Linked DNA regions of Mus musculus: region 1 is linked to region 2. The links are chromatin loops, found by intact Hi-C in ENCODE. Cell type or tissue: left cerebral cortex. All regions are shown on one strand. Each heading gives the region's core, and the rest is flanking DNA. Links, peaks and the distances in the headings are about the cores only. Region 1 holds the start of Kir3dl2 (killer cell immunoglobulin-like receptor, three domains, long cytoplasmic tail, 2). Region 2 overlaps Kir3dl1 (killer cell immunoglobulin-like receptor, three domains, long cytoplasmic tail, 1).

Region 1 (8,342 bases), core at 46-8,045, 56 kb after region 2:
AACCAAATGAAGGTACACAAACACACACACACACACACACACACACACACACACACACACACACACAATCAACACAAATGTAAAAATGATAGGAAGTTACAATTGTTGGACATAAGTATCTCTCAAGGTCAATGGAATCAATTGCCTAATAAAAAGAAATAGGCTAATTGAATGGATGCAAAAACAGGATCCACCATTCTGAGTAGAAGAAATTCACCCCGACATGGAGGATAAACATTACCTTAGAATAAAAGGCTGGAAAGGGATTTACCTAGTAGACTCAAAAAGCAAGGTCAGGTTTCCATCCTAACATAATGACATAAGTCTAATAAAATAGACTTTCAACCAAAATCCATCAGAGGAGATAGAGGAGGGCACTTTGCACTCATCACAAGAAAAATCCACAAAGAAACGTCAATCACCCAGAAACTGATGGGAACAATGCAGAGTCCCACAGCCAAACATTCAGCAGAGATTGGAGAATCCTGTGGAAGAGGTGGGAAAGGGTAGTAGGAGCCAGTGAGGTCAAGGACACAACAACAAAACCTACAGAGTCCTGGGCTTATAGGTGCTCACAGAGACTAACCCACCAACCAGACAGCATGCATGGGAGGAGCATAAGCCCTCTCTACATATAGGTAGTAGATGTGCAGCTAGTTTTCATACGGGACCCCTAGAAAAGAAGCAGGGGCTGCCTTTCACTCCGTTGCCTGCCTTTGGAGTGAGCTGCCATGTCTAGCCTCAATAAGAAAAGATACATCTATATTCCTAATGAAAGTTGATATGCCAAGGAAAGTTGATATCCATGGAAGGGCTACTCTTCTCAGAAGAGGAAGGGAGGGAAGATGGAGAAGTAGAAAGGAGAGGGAGATACTGACATGAGAGGAGATAGGGGAAGCTGGGATACACATGAAAGTACAAATAAATTATTTAATGAAAAATGTAGAATTATATACATATACATTACAAAGCCTAAAATATTATTATCTCTTAAATAATGAATTCTACATATGCATACTTCATTTGCAGTGTTTCTGTGCAGCCAGTTGTTTGTTGTGAAAACTGTAGTCCTGCTTCAAATGTTGCCATTTCTTTACAGTGGCCTTGCTGGTTCTTGCCCTCTGACATACTCTTCTAGAAATAGATTTTATCTTTATGTTTCTTACCTGGTCCTGTCACTGAGCGTTTAATATGTTGTGCTGGAATAAGAAGAAGAGAAACAGAGTTAGGAACTATCAAAACCATTTGGAAAATGCAAAAACAACTTGTCAAGTTATACATATCAGAAGCACTCACATAGGACAACCGTTCCTGAATGAAGTGGGAAACAGAATGAATTTATGTCTAGGGTTTTGTAAAGAATGGTAAGCCTATATGACTGGACACATCCTTCAGAAGATACAGTTGTGTCTTGTGCTTGCAGAGGGCCCAGCATCAGATGCTTATACCTACACTAGAAGTATCACTTCTCCCAGTGACCCCTGCACCAGGGCCTCTAATCAACACCCACTTCGGGCATTACTAAACACCAGTGCTCAGATGAAAATACAGACACATGCACAGAATTTTAAAGTGAAATGTTTTAAGGATTAGGTCATAAAACACAATTGAATTAGAGTTAAAACGCACTTGCCTTATCTCTCTGACTTTTAAACAGAAGTGCAATTTTATTACTCTAAATAACTAATCAATCAGCTATAATTACATAATTGTGACTTGAAACTGGAAGGAGCACAGCATAATAATTTTGATTGACACATTAGTTTTGCTTTTATAACATGAATGATATTCATTGAACACATCACGCATAACACCACAGGAACCATTGATGCTCAGGTTTAGAAAGGAACAGAGTACATAAAAGGATTTAGTATGTTAATCAAGTTCAAACATTTAGAACAAGAAGGTTTGGTCCAAGACATAACTCAGTTGTGGTCATAGAAAATGTTGTGTCTGAAGGACTAAAGTCTGAAAATTTTCAGCAAGCTATGATCCTCCTAGACCACAATAAATCAGTGCATCCATCTTGCAGCAAGAGACAGGTTCACAGAGCAACAATCCACTCACTTGGGAGGCAAAGTCAGGTGGATCTTTGAGCTCAAGGCAAGTATTTCCTACAAAGTGCCAGGACAGTCAGGGCGACACAGAAAACCTGTGTCAAAAAAGAGAGACCTTGTGGCTGAGCATGAGTGTGATCTGTTGGTGAATCTGGCTTCCCGTGGTTTGCAGCTCCTCTGAGCCTCTCAGGACATCCGGTAGACTTTGTTCTGGCTCTGCTCCTTGCCAGCCATGCTGCTCTGGTTCCTCAGCCTCATGTGTTCTGGTGAGTTCTGCTGAGGATGAAAAGTGTGAAATAACAGGGTAGAATTATCATCTTGGGAGGTGAGAATTGTCCAAAGCAGAAATCCTGGCTTCCATGGAGGGTGTTGGTGCATAAGTTCATATAAACAACGTGGGCTCTGATTCCAGTGTTTAGAGGATGGACAGAAACTTCAGGTGTCAGAGGGTCAAGCTACTGTGAAAGGAGATCTTACATCATGAGGTTTTGTCTTCCAGGTTTCTTCCTAGTCCAGAGGATGTCAGCACACGTGGGTGAGTCCGTCCCTAAAACATGGAGTTACGGTCCATTTCCATAGACGGGTTTTATTCAGACAGGAGAGCAGGCAGTATGATTTTGGGGGGACAGGGACTGGTGTGTGGGATTGGTGCTGAGTATTTTGAACTGCCAAGGAAAGACCCTCCAAACCTGCCTCTCAGTCTGTCCTGGATACTCCCAGGCTCTGTGCCTGGCAGAGTTGGACATTAAACTTTGATTGAATGAACAAAATTTTATGGTTTGGGGGGATAGTGTTTCTCTATGTAGTCCTGGATATCCAACACCTCAGTTTGTAGACCCAGATGGCCATGAACTCAGAAATGCACCTGCCTTTGACACCCAAGTGCACTTATTAAAAGCATGTGCCACAACACCAAATAGATATTAAGCTGTTTAAATTTTTTTCTAATTTTTTCTTTTTTCTGTACTATTACGCAAAATCCCACACTTATTTGAGGTTTTGATATTATAATTTATTATGGATTATGTATGTGTTGCTCAACAAACTGTTGCGGGTATTAATTTTGTCTTCAGGCATTCCTTTTACACATAAGATTTCTGTGCCACTAGCACACTATTGTAACGCCTCTCCTTGTCTTACTTTTGAAGAATCATTTCACTTTTTCTACGTGAAGATGTTTTCATGTAGCTCATTACCAGCCCTTTATTTCAGCTTGAAGAACTCCATGACATTTTCTGGACCTTTTGATGAGGAACTCAGTCTGCTAGAGGTTTTCTGACACAAGTTTTCCATACTTCATGTCTGTAAGACAGTTTGCTGCTGTCTATAGGCAGACTTTTTCTTTTTTCCCCTTTCCTCACTGAAAACATCATCCTGGTCTCTTGTGACTTGTAGGCTCAGAAAGTGGCCATTAGCTATATTAGAAATCCTTATGTCTAATTATCCTTTGTCATGCAGATGCCAGGATCTCTTTTAATAGTGTGCTCTGTTACCTTCTTTATCTGGGTTGAAATTTTTTGTGTCATTGACCATCTTGTACCTGACCATTTCCATATTACTCTTTGTTTAAAGAGTCTTCTCTATTTTTTCTCTAAATGAGTTTTCTGTTTATTTTAATAGACAATTTCTTCTTTTTCTTAGTATTTTACAAATTCTATGAGAAATTCACACCCTACATTTTAATTACATGCTTCCTCCTGCTTACATTCATTGAGACCTCTCTCTCCTATGCTCCCATGTGAATGTCTGCTTTCCTTTTTCCTCTAGTGATTTTTAATGACTGATAATTTGTTATTTGTGTAGCATCAAAATATATGGTAGTTTTTCTTCATTGTATTTTAATACACTTTCCATACTTAGAGGTGACATTATATAACACCTGATCTAAGCTCACTTATTCTTTTAACAAATATGCTACAGAAACATTCTATTAAGTTTTTAAAAGTTTTATTTATTTATTTATTTATTTATTTATTTATTTATTTATTTATTTATTTATTTATTTATTTGGATTCCAGTTGTTGCCCCTGCCTTGGTCCCCTCACCCAAACTTCCTCATCCTATTCTCCTCCCCCTTGGCTCTGAGAGGTGAGCCCCCCTTCCTAATTAAGCCTCCCCTTCCCTGGGGCCTCAAGTCTCTCAAGATTAAAGCTCATTTTCCTCCACCAAGGCCTGACCAGGCCAACCTCTGCCCTGTGTGTGTTAGGGCCTCTGGCTGCCCCTGTGCTCCTAGTTGGTGGCTCAGTCTCTGGGAGAGCCATGGGGTCTGGGTTAGTCGAGACTGTAGGTCTTCCTATGGAGTCACTCTCCCTTTCAGCTTCTTCAATCCTTCCCCTAATTCTACCAGAGGGGTCTGGGACTCCAGTAAAAGGGTTGGGTGAGAGTATCTGCCTCTGTCTCAGTCAGCTGCAGGTAGGGCCTCTCAGAGAACTCTATAAGCATGTGATAGCATCAGTAACAGTATCAGGCCTTGGTGCTCCCCATGAGATGGATCCCAATGTGGGCCAGTCATTGAGTCATCTTTCCTTCAGTCTCTTCTCCATGTTTTTCCCTGCAGTTCTTTTAGACAGGAACAATTGTGGGTCAGGAATTTTGATGGTGGGTTAGTAACTCTGACCTGCCACTTGAGGTCCTCTCTATCTACTGAAGGTGGATGCTTTGAGTTCCCTCTTTCCAAAGTTGGGCACTTTGAGGTCATCCCCATTGAATCCTGAGCATCTCTCACTTCCTGGGACTTTGGTCTTTCTAGAGGTTCCCCTCCCTCCCCCCAGGGTGCTTATCTCCATTCATTCTCTAGGCTTTCTAGGCTTCTCTTCTTTCCCCTCATATATGATCCTGTTCCCCTTTTCCTTCTGCCCTCCTAGACTGCTCCCTCCTTAACTTAGCCTCCAGTGATTATTCCCTTCCCCCTCCTAAGTGGGATTGAAGCCTCCTCACTTGGTCTTTTCTGCTTGTTACACTTATAATTGGTCTGTAGGGTGTGTCCTAGGTGTTCTGTACTTTTAGACTAATATCCACTTATCACTGAGTACATATCATGCATGTCCTTTTGGGTCTGGGTTACCTCACTCAGGATGACATTTTCTAGTTCCATCCATTTGCCTACAAAATTCATTATGCCCCTGTTTCTAATAGATGTAAAGTATTCCACTCTGTAAATGAACCACATTATCTGTATCCTTTCTTTGGTTGAGGAACATCTGGGTTGTTTCCAGCGTCTGGCTATTACAGACTTATAAGGCATCTATGGACATGGTAGAGTACGTATACTTGTAGATGGTGTGGCATTCTATGGCTGTATGTTTAAGAATAGTATAGTTGGGTCTTCAGATAGACTATTTACAATTTTCTGAGGAACCATCAGACAGATTTCCAAAGTGGTTGTACCAGCTTGCATTCCTACTACAATGGAGGAGTGTTTTTCTGTCTCCACATCTTGACGAGAAGGTACTGTTACATTTTTGATCTTAGCCATTTTGATTGGAGTGAGGTGGAATCTCAGGGTCATTTTGATTTGCATTTTTTTTAAAGAATTCTTTTTTTTTTCTTTCCATTTTTTATTAGGTATTTAGCTCATTTACATTTCCAATGCTATACCAAAAGTCCCCCATACCCACCCACCCCCAATCCCCTACCCACCCACTCCCCCTTTTTGGCCCTGGCGTTCCCCTGTACTGGGGCATATAAAGTTTGTGTGTCCAATGGGCCTCTCTTTCCAGTGATGGCCGACTAGGCCATCTTTTGATACATATGCAGCTAGAGTCAAGAGCTCCGGGGTACTGGTTAGTTCATAATGTTGTTCCACCTATAGGGTTGCAGATCCCTTTAGCTCCTTGGCTACTTTCTCTAGCTCCTCCATCGGGAGCCCTGTGATCCATCCATTAGCTGACTGTGAGCATCCACTTCTGTGTTTGCTAGGCCCCGGCATAGTCTCACAAGAGACAGCTACATCTGGGTCCTTTCGATAAAATCTTGCTAGTGTATGCAATGGTGTCAGCGTTTGGATGCTGATTATGGGGTGGATCCCTGGATATGGCAGTCTCTACATGGTCCATCCTTTCATCTCAGCTCCAAACTTTGTCTCTGTAACTCCTTCCAAGGGTGTTTTGTTCCCACTTCTAAGGAGGGGCATAGTGTCCACACTTCAGTCTTCATTTTTCTTGAGTTTCATGTGTTTAGGAAATTGTATCTTATATCTTGGGTATCCTAGGTTTTGGGCTAATATCCACTTATCAGTGAGTACATATTGTGTGAGTTCCTTTGTGAATGTGTTACCTCACTCAGGATGATGCCCTCCAGGTCCATCCATTTGGCTAGGAATTTCATAAATTCATTCTTTTTAATAGCTGAGTAGTACTCCATTGTGTAGATGTACCGCATTTTCTGTATCCATTCCTCTGTTGAGGGGCATCTGGGTTCTTTCCAGCTTCTGGCTATTATAAATAAGGCTGCTATGAACATAGTGGAGCATGTGTCCTTCTTACCAGTTGGGGCATCTTCTGGATATATGCCCAGGAGAGGTATTGCTGGATCCTCCGGTAGTACTATGTCCAATTTTCTGAGGAACCGCCAGACGGATTTCCAGAGTGGTTGTACAAGCCTGCAATCCCACCAACAATGGAGGAGTGTTCCTCTTTCTCCACATCCTCGCCAGCATCTGCTGTCACCTGAGTTTTTGATCTTAGCCATTCTGACTGGTGTGAGGTAGAATCTCAGGGTTGTTTTGATTTGCATTTCCCTGATGATTAAGGATGTTGAACATTTTTTCAGGTACTTCTCTGCCATTCGGTATTCCTCAGGTGAGAATTCTTTGTTCAGTTCTGAGCCCCATTTTTTAATGGGGTTATTTGATTTTCTGAAGTCCACCTTCTTGAGTTCTTTATATATGTTGGATATTAGTCCCCTATCTGATTTAGGATAGGTAAAGATCCTTTCCCAATCTGTTGGTGGTCTCTTTGTCTTATTGAGGTGTCTTTTGCCTTGCAGAAACTTTGGAGTTTCATTAGGTCCCATTTGTCAATTCTCGATCTTACAGCACATGCCATTGCTGTTCTGTTCAGGAATTTTTCCCCTGTGCCCATATCTTCAAGGCTTTTCCCCACTTTCTCCTCTATAAGTTTCAGTGTCTCTGGTTTTATGTGAAGTTCCTTGATCCATTTAGATTTGACCTTAGTACAAGGAGATAAGTATGGATCGATTGGCATTCTTCTACATGATAACAACCAGTTGTGCCAGCACCAATTGTTGAAAATGCTGTCTTTCTTCCACTGGATGGTTTTAGCTCCCTTGTCGAAGATCAAGTGACCATAGGTGTGTGGGTTCATTTCTGGGTCTTCAATTCTATTCCATTGGTCTACTTGTCTGTCTCTATACCAGTACCATGCAGTTTTTACCACAATTGCTCTGTAGTAAAGCTTTAGGTCAGGCATGGTGATTCCACCAGAGGTTCTTTTATCCTTGAGAAGACTTTTTGCTATCCTAGGTTTTTTGTTATTCCAGATGAATTTGCAAATTGCTCCTTCTAATTCGTTGAAGAATTGAGTTGGAATTTTGATGGGGATTGCATTGAATCTGTAGATTGCTTTTGGTAAGATAGCCATTTTTACAATATTGATCCTGCCAATCCATGAGCATGGGAGATCTTTCCATCTTCTGAGATCTTCTTTAATTTCTTTCTTCAGAGACTTGAAGTTTTTATCATACAGATCTTTCACTTCCTTAGTTAGAGTCACACCGAGATATTTTTATATTATTTGTGACTATTGAGAAGGGTGTTGTTTCCCTAATTTCTTTCTCAGCCTGTTTATTCTTTGTGTAGAGAAAGGCCATTGACTTGCTTGAGTTAATTTTATATCCAGCTACTTCACCGAAGCTGTTTATCAGGTTTAGGAGTTCTCTGGTAGAATTTTTAGGGTCACTTATATATACTATCATATCATCTGCAAAAAGTGATATTTTGACTTCCTCCTTTCCAATTTGTATCCCCTTGATCTCCTTTTGTTGTCGAATTGCTCTGGCTAATACTTCAAGTACTATGTTGAAAAGGTAGGGAGAAAGTGGGCAGCCTTGTCTAGTCCCTGATTTTAGTGGGATTGCTTCCAGCTTCTCTCCATTTACTTTGATGTTGGCTACTGGTTTGCTGTAGATTGCTTTTATCATGTTTAGGTATGGGCCTTGAATTCCTGATCTTTCCAACACTTTTATCATGAATGGGTGTTGGATCTTGTCAAATGCTTTTTCTGCATCCAACGAGATGATCATGTGGTTTTTGTCTTAGAGTTTGTT
Region 2 (8,342 bases), core at 196-8,195:
CATCCAGGCTTTTGATTTTATAGGTTTTCTCTTTCTACACATGCCATGCTTTCTATTTTTCAGCTCTCTCTCTCTCTCTCTTTCTCTCTCTCTCCATCTTTCTCTCTCTCTATTTCTCTCTTTCTGTCTCTCTCTGTCTCTCTTTCTGTCTCTGTCTTTGTCTCTCTCTCTCTCTCTCTCCTCTCCCATGTTGCAATTATGTATATATTCCTGGGCACAATTTCTTAGATTCATTTTGGCCATCCTAGAATGTCTGAATAATTTTAGGAAAGGAACTGAAAAAGTTTGGATGTGTAGACAATAGACAGTGATTGGAGCTCTATTAAATCACCCAAGGCTATGATTTTCTGGGGTAAATAGTGGGTCAATCACAATAAAAGGAAGAATTGTCAAACAGTTGTCAAAGCCAGGTTCCACCTGTGCAAAGACTTAAAGACTCATTAAAAACCACTCCAACTAAGCAATTAACCTGAGGTATGATATATGGTTCTTCCAGCAGATTTCTTACAGAGGTAGAAGCCAAACAAAATTCTGAACTTCCCAAGTGTCTGAATGGAAGTAGAAGTACTTCATTCTCTCTGGTTAAATGAAGCTCACCCAGTGGCCCCTGACCCCTGAATATTTATCTCTACTTGTGACACCTTTGTACTTCCCTGCATTGGTGTCTTACAGAATAACCAATTGTCTGGCCTTGTATCTCTGTTTATATTGTCTATGCCAGTAAAATGCCCACCATGTCTTCTTTTCTCTAAATTTCCCACAGTTATCTTCCACCTGATGCCCCAAGGCTTCCACACTACACGATGTCTGTTATGCATCACGAAGAGGGTAAAGAACAGGTGTGCACTCTCTTACCTGTGATCTTGATGTCAATGGGGTCACTGGAGTCTGACCATTCATAGGGGTAGTAACTGTTAGCACCATAGCATGTGTAAGTCCCAACAAGGTCAGGTGTCATGGGACCTATTGAGTAGCTGACATGTGACCCACTTTCATGATGTTCTGCAGAAACTTGGACAGAGTTCTTGATTATTCCCATTCTGTGTGAAATCAAAATGTATGTATCGAACATATTCTCTGAGTGACATTCCAGGGTCACATTCCCTCCTGTATCCACCAGGGGACTTTGTAGAATCAAGAGGAAAGGCTTCATGTAGATTCCTAGAAATAAGGAAATTGCATGGACTTGGTCACATTCTCCATGTTTTGGAAAATCTATAGTCCTCCCTTTCTTACCCTGTTTTCCCTGTCATTGACCCTGTGTGCCTTTCTGTGCTTATGTCAACTTTGTACACAGACTCCTCCATGTCTCTATATCCCCTTCTCAATTCTTTGGCTCTGTCAGCAGCACAATATTTTCCCATTGACTTGTGAGAATGTGGCTTCTGAAACATTCTAACATAGATCCCATTGCCCCTTTCCAGGTTTGGGGAGAGCAGGAAACATGACAAGCTTAATACCAGGCTCTTTTATGAGTCACTTTGTGCTACTTTTGATCAACTGTAATGCTTGGAAAAATAAGGTATTTAGTAGTGAGTGTGGTTAACAGAGAAAGTCTTCTGATAATCGCTATTATACAAATTTATATCAAGCACTTGTCATTCTTGTTCATGAGCATTGTCCTCTCCAAAACTTTGGTGAGTCATCATTCTGGCCTACTGCTTTCTGGACATCTCTTCTCTAGGTTTTAAGATACCCATTGATATAGATCCTTCTATTAATTTCCAATCACTTGCAGAAAAAATAATCACAATACTGTTCTTAAAAGGAGTAAAAGTATTCTGGAGATCCGAATTTTGAAGCAAGCTAAATGTCATAAAGAATGTTTCTTCAGGGACATGTCACTGCTCAAATCACTAGAAATTTTTCATTATCTTTTCCTTTCATCTTCTAGAGGCCTCATTCATTCCTTGGCACTTGGAGTCTGTTTATCACTGCCAGTGTTAGTAATAGAGTGTCTCCGCCAACGCTTTTTAATGCTAACTACTGTTTTATTAATTATTTTTTTCATACTGACAGTTGTAATTCTACAGACCCAGACTAATTTAGTCTCTCACCCTGATGTCAATTTTTTGATACCTTCTCTGGGTTCAAATATCCATCTTCAAAGCCCAATTTTTCGTTGAGTTATTTTAAACCCAAGAATCCTTTAGTACAAGAAAGTACATATACATGGGTATTATATTATGCCCAGCATAATATTCAATTTTCTTTGTTGAACATTCCTCTATAATGATGAACCTGACTAAAGCTCTTTCTGGAATTTCTAGGGTTGGGAGAATCGGGGGCATGAAATGATAGTCCAAATATGGACTCTGACCTGAAATTATGATTTTCAGAGGCTCACTATGTGCTGACAATACATTAGCATATTGAGGATGGAAGCATCTGTAGGTTCCTGCATGTTCTGTTGTCACAGGACCAAAGACCTGGCTCTTCTGAAATGTAGTCTCATGTAACTGATGGTTTGGAGACCCTTCTTCTTTGTACAGCTTGAATATGTTAGATCCTCTATGAGAGTCACATGTAAGAGTCACATTCTGTCCCAGAGGAACAACATAACTTGGCCAGGCAGATAGGAATGGTTTATCATGGCTTCCTGCAAGAAGAGGAACAGAGTAAAATTTTATTGATCCCTTTATTCTTGAGAGTTAAATCTACAATTTTTAATTCTTTGGGGCCCTTTCTATAAAAATTTTCTGTGAATTAAACGATCCCTGTTCTAATGGGAGAGGTTGAGGGTCTCATGAGTCTTAGGAGGTTAAATAAACTTCAAATGTCCTGGAAAGCTAAAACTTACATGATTTACCTGTGTCCCTTTTAAGCTCTATAAAATAATTAAGAAGCTAGGACAGGTGAGCTCCAAGAGGAGATGTCTGAGTCATGGTGAGTGCCTGAATGTTGTGTGGTGTTCCATGGCTTTGCCCTTCATGGAAAACACCCATATTGAGGTGTGCATTTAGTTATGCTTTGAGTTTCTTCGTTCTTCTGTAAATAATCCCTCATCTCTACTGCTAGTAGTAATCTCAGTAAACGCACAGAATCAACCAATTGGGCATTGATGGAATCATTGTTTGGTCTCTCATGGGTTTGCTTTATGGGGTGAACATGTTAGTATGTGTTGCAGTCCTCTTTAAAAAATCACGATAGGTCATTTTTAAATAATCAGTATTCCCTTACTATTATATAAATATGGTATAGCTTTGTATGCTAAGATCTGTTAACCCAGAGTCTTAAAATAAATATTTAATAGTCAAGCAGATTTGGTCATAAAATTTGCAATTCAAAAAGGATTATATAAGATTATTAGGGGGAAATTCTTTCTCAGATAGCAGAAAATGAATGTTTTTTATTCACATTCATCAACTCTAGATATATAACTGTTATCAGATGAGGGATTACTTTGTAAATTTTCAAGAACTCAGGGGTGAGAGTAAGAAATCCCATAGTGCTTTCCAAAGAAGAAAATCTCCAAGAAATCTGGAGGAATGGAGTGTTTTGAACACATTTGTTCTTTCTGTATTCTCATATAAGTCTCCATCCACAGATGTCATACTGACTCATGCTTCTACACTGATAGTGACAAGGTAGATGCAGACGTGTAGTTTTACTACAATTCCAAGGCTCCACGCATGTGAAACATTGGAATACAGCATTACTTGGTCACTTGGGTGACTTTGAGATAGAATTAGCTATAGTACATGTACACACACACACACACACACACACACACACACACACACAATTAAAAGTTGATCAGCAGCTAAAGACAAGAGCTCCCGGGTACTGGTTAGTTCATATTGTTGTTCCACATATAGGGTTGCAGTTCCCTATAGCTCCTTGGGTAATTTCTCTAGCTCCTCCATTAGGGGCCGTGTGACCCATCCAATAGCTGACTGTGATCATCCACTTCTGTGTTTGCTAGGCCCCGGCATAGTCTCACAAGAGAGAGCTATAATTGGGTCCTTTCAGCGAAATCTTGCTAGTGTATGCAATGGTGTCAGAATTTGGAAGCTGATTATGGGATGGATCCCTGCATATGGCAGTCACTAGATGGTCCATCCTTTCGTCACAGCTCCAAATTTTGTCTCTGTAACTCCTTCAAAAGATGGCCTAGTCGGCCATCACTGCAAAGAGAGGCCCATTGGACTTGCAAACTTTATATGCCCCAGTACAGGGGAACGCCAGGGCCAAAAAGGGGGAGTGGGTGGGTAGGGGATTGGGGGGTGGGTATGGGGGACCTTTGGGATAGCATTGAAAATGTAAATGAGGAAAATACCTAATTAAAAAAATAAAATAAATTTCACTTAAAAAATAAATAAAATAGATTTCTTTTCAAGTAAAAAAAAAAAGTTGATCAGCAGCCTCATATGTGCCCAACTGCAACATCTTGTGATCCTCTCAGGAGGACCACACAAAGGAAAAACATAAGTGAGAATCTAGCACAAATACACACACCTGTTGGGACACCCACACAGCCCAGCTGACACAGGACCTGTCCCACCTCCCTGAGCTCCACCATCCTTCTCATAGAAGAGAAAGTGAGAAAGAGCCTCAAACTCATTGGCTTAGGGGAAAAGTTCCCAAACAAAACACCAGTGGTTCAGGCTCTAAAATCAACAATTGATAAATAGGATGTCATGAAACTAAACAGCTTCTGTGAGGCAAAAGACACTGACCATAGGATAAATAGGAAACCTACAGATTGGGAATAAAATCTTCACTAATCCCACATCCAACAGCAGCCTAATGTCTAAAATATATGAAGAACTCAAGATGTCAACCTCCAGAAAACCAAATAACCCAATTGAAAGTTTGGTGCAGAGCTAAACAGAGAATTCACAACAGAAGAATCTCACATGTCCAAGAAGCACTTAAAACATGTTCAAAATCCTCAGCCATCAGAGAAATGCAAATCAAAATGACCTTGAGATTCCACCTCACTCCAATCAAAATGTCTAAGATCAAAAAGGTAATAGTACATACTGGCCAAGACAGAAAAACACTCCTCCATAGTTAGTAGGAATGCAATTTGGTATAACTGCTTTGGAAATCTGTCTGATGGTTTCTCAGAAAATTGTAAATAGTCTATCTGAAGACCCAGCTATATTACTCTTAGACATATAGCCATATAATGTCCCAACATTCTACAAGGATATGTAGTCTGCCATGTCCATAGAAGCCTTATAAATCTGTAATAGCCAGAAGCTGGAAACAACCCAGATGTTCCTCAACCAAAGAATGGATACAGAAAATGTGGTTCATTTACAGAGTGGAATACTATACATCTATTAAAAAGAGGGGCATAATGAATTTTGTAGGGAAATGGATGGAACTAGAAAATAATACCCTGAATGAGGTAACACAGACCCAAAAGGACATGCATGGTATGTACTCAATAAGTGGTTATTAGTCTAAAAGTACAGAACACCTAGGACACACCCTACAGACCATTATAAGTGTAACAAGCAGAAAAGACCAAGTGAGGAGGCTTCAATCCCACTTAGGAGGGGGAAGGGAATAATCACCAGAGGCTAAGTGAGGGAGGAAGATGAATAGGAGGGCAGAAGGGAAAAATGGAACAGGATTATATATGGGGGAAAAGAAGAGAAGCCTAGAGCACCCAAAGAATGAATGGAGATAAGCACCCTGGGGGGAGGGAGGGGAACCTCTACAAAGTACTAAATACCCAGGAAGTGAGAGATGCTCAGGATTCATTGGGGATGACCTCAGACAAAGTGCCCAACTTTGGGGAGAGGGAAGTCAAAGCATCCACCTTCAGTAGATAGAGAGGTCCTCAATTGGCAGGTTAGAGTTACTAACCCACCATCAAAATTCCTGACCCACAATTGTTCCTGTCTAAAAGAACTGCAGGGACAAACATGGAGAAGAGACTGAAAAAAAGGCAATCCAATGACTGGCCCACATTGGGATCCATCTCATGGGGACCAAGGCCTGACACTGTTACTGATGCTATCACATGCTTATAGAGGGAGCCTGGCATAGCTGTCCACTGAGAGGCCCTACCTGCAGATGACTGAGACAGAGGTAGATACTCACAGCCAACCCATGCACTGGAGTCCTAGACCCCTCTGGTAGAATTAGGGGAAGGATTGAAGAAGCTGAAAGGGAGAGTGACTCCATAGGAAGACCTACAGTCTCAACTCACCAGGACCCCATGGCTCTCCCAGAGACTGAGCCACCAACACAGAGCACATGGGCAGCCAGAGGCCCTGACACACACAAGGCAGGCCTGGCCAGTCCTCGGTGGAGGAAGATGGACTTTAGTCTTGAGAGACTGGAGGCCCCAAGGAAGGGGAGGCCTCATTGGGGAGGGAGGCTCACATCTTAGAAACAAGGGAGAGGAGCACAGGATGAGGAAGTGTGGGTGAGGGGACCAAGGCAGGGACAATGACTGGAATGCAAATAAAAAAACAACTTTTAAAAACTTAATAGAATGATTCTGTTGTGAATTTGTTAAAATAAAAGAAGAAGTGAGCTTAGATCAAGCATTATATAATCTCACCTCTAAGTATAGAAAGAGTATTAAAATACAATGATGAAAAATGACCATATATTTTTATGCCACACAAATACCAAATTATCAGTCCTTAAAAATTGCTAGAGGGAAACTCAGGAAGGTGGACTTCAGAAAATCAAATAACCCCATTAAAAAATGGGGCTCAGAACTGAACAAAGAATTCTCACCTGAGGAATACCGAATGGCAGAGAAGCACCTGAAAAAATGTTCAACATCCTTAATCATCAGGGAAATGCAAATCAAAACAACCCTGAGATTCCACCTCACACCAGTCAGAATGGCTAAGATCAAAAATTCAGGTGACAGCAGATGCTGGCGTGGATGTGGAGAAAGAGGAACACTCCTCCATTGTTGGTGGGAGTGCAGGCTTGTACAAACACTCTGGAAATCAGTCTGGCGGTTCCTCAGAAAATTGGACATAGTACTACCGGAGGATCCAGCAATACCTCTCCTGGGCATATATCCAGAAGATGCCCCAACTGGTAAGAAGGACACATGCTACACTATGTTCATAGCAGCCTTATTTATAATAGCCATATACTGGAAAGAACCCAGATGCCCCTCAACAGAGGAATGGATACAGAAAATGTGGTACTTCTACACAATGGAGCACTACTCAGCTATTAAAAAGAATGAATTTATGAAATTCCTAGGCAAATGGATGGACCTGAAGGGCATCATCCTGAGTGAGGTAACACATTCACAAAGGAACTCACACAATATGTACTCACTGATAAGTGGATATTAGCCCAAAACCTAGGATACCCAAGATATAAGATACAATTTCCTAAACACATGAAACTCAAGAAAAATGAAGACTGAAGTGTGGACACTATGCCCCTCCTTAGATTTGGGAACAAAACACCCATGGAAGGAGTTACAGAGACAAAGTTTGGAGCTGAGATGAAAGGATGGACCATGTAGAGACTGCCATACCTCGGGATCCATCCCATAATCAGCATCCAAACGCTGACACCATTGCATACACTAGCAAGATTTTATCGAAAGGACCCAGATGTAGCTGTCTCATGGGAGAATATGCCGGGGCCTAGCAAACACAGAAGTGGATGCTCACAGTCAGCTAATGGATGGATCACAGGGCTCCCAATGGAGGAGCTAGAGAAAGTACCCAAGGAGCTAAAGGGATCTGCAACCCTATAGGTGGAACAACATTATGAACTAACCAGTACCCCGGAGCTCTTGACTCTAGCTGCATATGTATCAAAAGATGGCCTAGTCGGCCATCACTGGAAAGAGAGGCACATTGGACACGCAAACTGTATATGCCCCAGTACAGGGGAACGCCAGGGCCAAAAAAAAAAAAAAAAAGGGGGGGAATGAGTGGCTAGGGAAGTGGGGGGGGGTATGGGGGACTTTTGGGATAGCATTGGAAATGTAATTGAGGAAAATATGTAATATAAATAAATAAATAAATAAATAAAAAAGAAAAAAAGAAAAAAATTGCTAGAGGGCAAAGGAAAACAGATGTTCACTTGGGAGGATAGGAGAGAGAGGTCTTAAGAATTTAGGCAGGAGGATGCATCTAATTAAAACATAGTATGTGAATTTCTCACAGAATTAAAGGAAGAAAATGCCTATAAAAAAGCAGAAAACTCATTTAGAGAAAAAATAGAGAAGACTCTAAACAATGAGTAGTATGGAAATGATCAGGTACAAGATGGTCAATGACACAAAATTTTCAACCCAGATAAACAAGGTTACAGAGCATATTATTAAAAGAGATCCTGGCATCTGCATGACAAAGGATAATTAGACATAAGGATTTCTAATATAGCTAATG

Evidence for each region. Peaks named below come from ENCODE experiments on the same cell type or tissue, not always from the same donor. Only the 100,000 strongest peaks of a DNase experiment are listed, where the experiment ranks them.
Region 1: a loop joins it to region 2, with 2.3 times the contacts of the local background. A loop is called at or near these places in 12 of 42 quality-filtered maps.

The regions. Positions count from the first base shown.
Region 1 is chrX:136,462,984-136,471,325 of GRCm38, reverse strand. Kir3dl2 (killer cell immunoglobulin-like receptor, three domains, long cytoplasmic tail, 2) reads left to right here and starts at 2,285. Exons shown (of 9, transcript NM_177748.2): 1 at 2,285-2,323; 2 at 2,557-2,592. The coding sequence starts at 2,290. Gm14991 (a long non-coding RNA gene) reads right to left here. Exons shown (of 4, transcript XR_387069.2): 2 at 1,167-1,199. In left cerebral cortex, for the core only: no CTCF peak of the experiment used is centred there; no DNase peak of the experiment used is centred there.
Region 2 is chrX:136,519,206-136,527,547 of GRCm38, reverse strand. Kir3dl1 (killer cell immunoglobulin-like receptor, three domains, long cytoplasmic tail, 1) reads right to left here. Exons shown (of 9, transcript NM_177749.4): 3 at 2,321-2,599; 4 at 856-1,161. It also overlaps a transcript of Kir3dl2 not described here. Among named protein-coding and RNA genes, the nearest start is that of Kir3dl1, 5.4 kb to the right of the region's middle. In left cerebral cortex, for the core only: no CTCF peak of the experiment used is centred there; no DNase peak of the experiment used is centred there.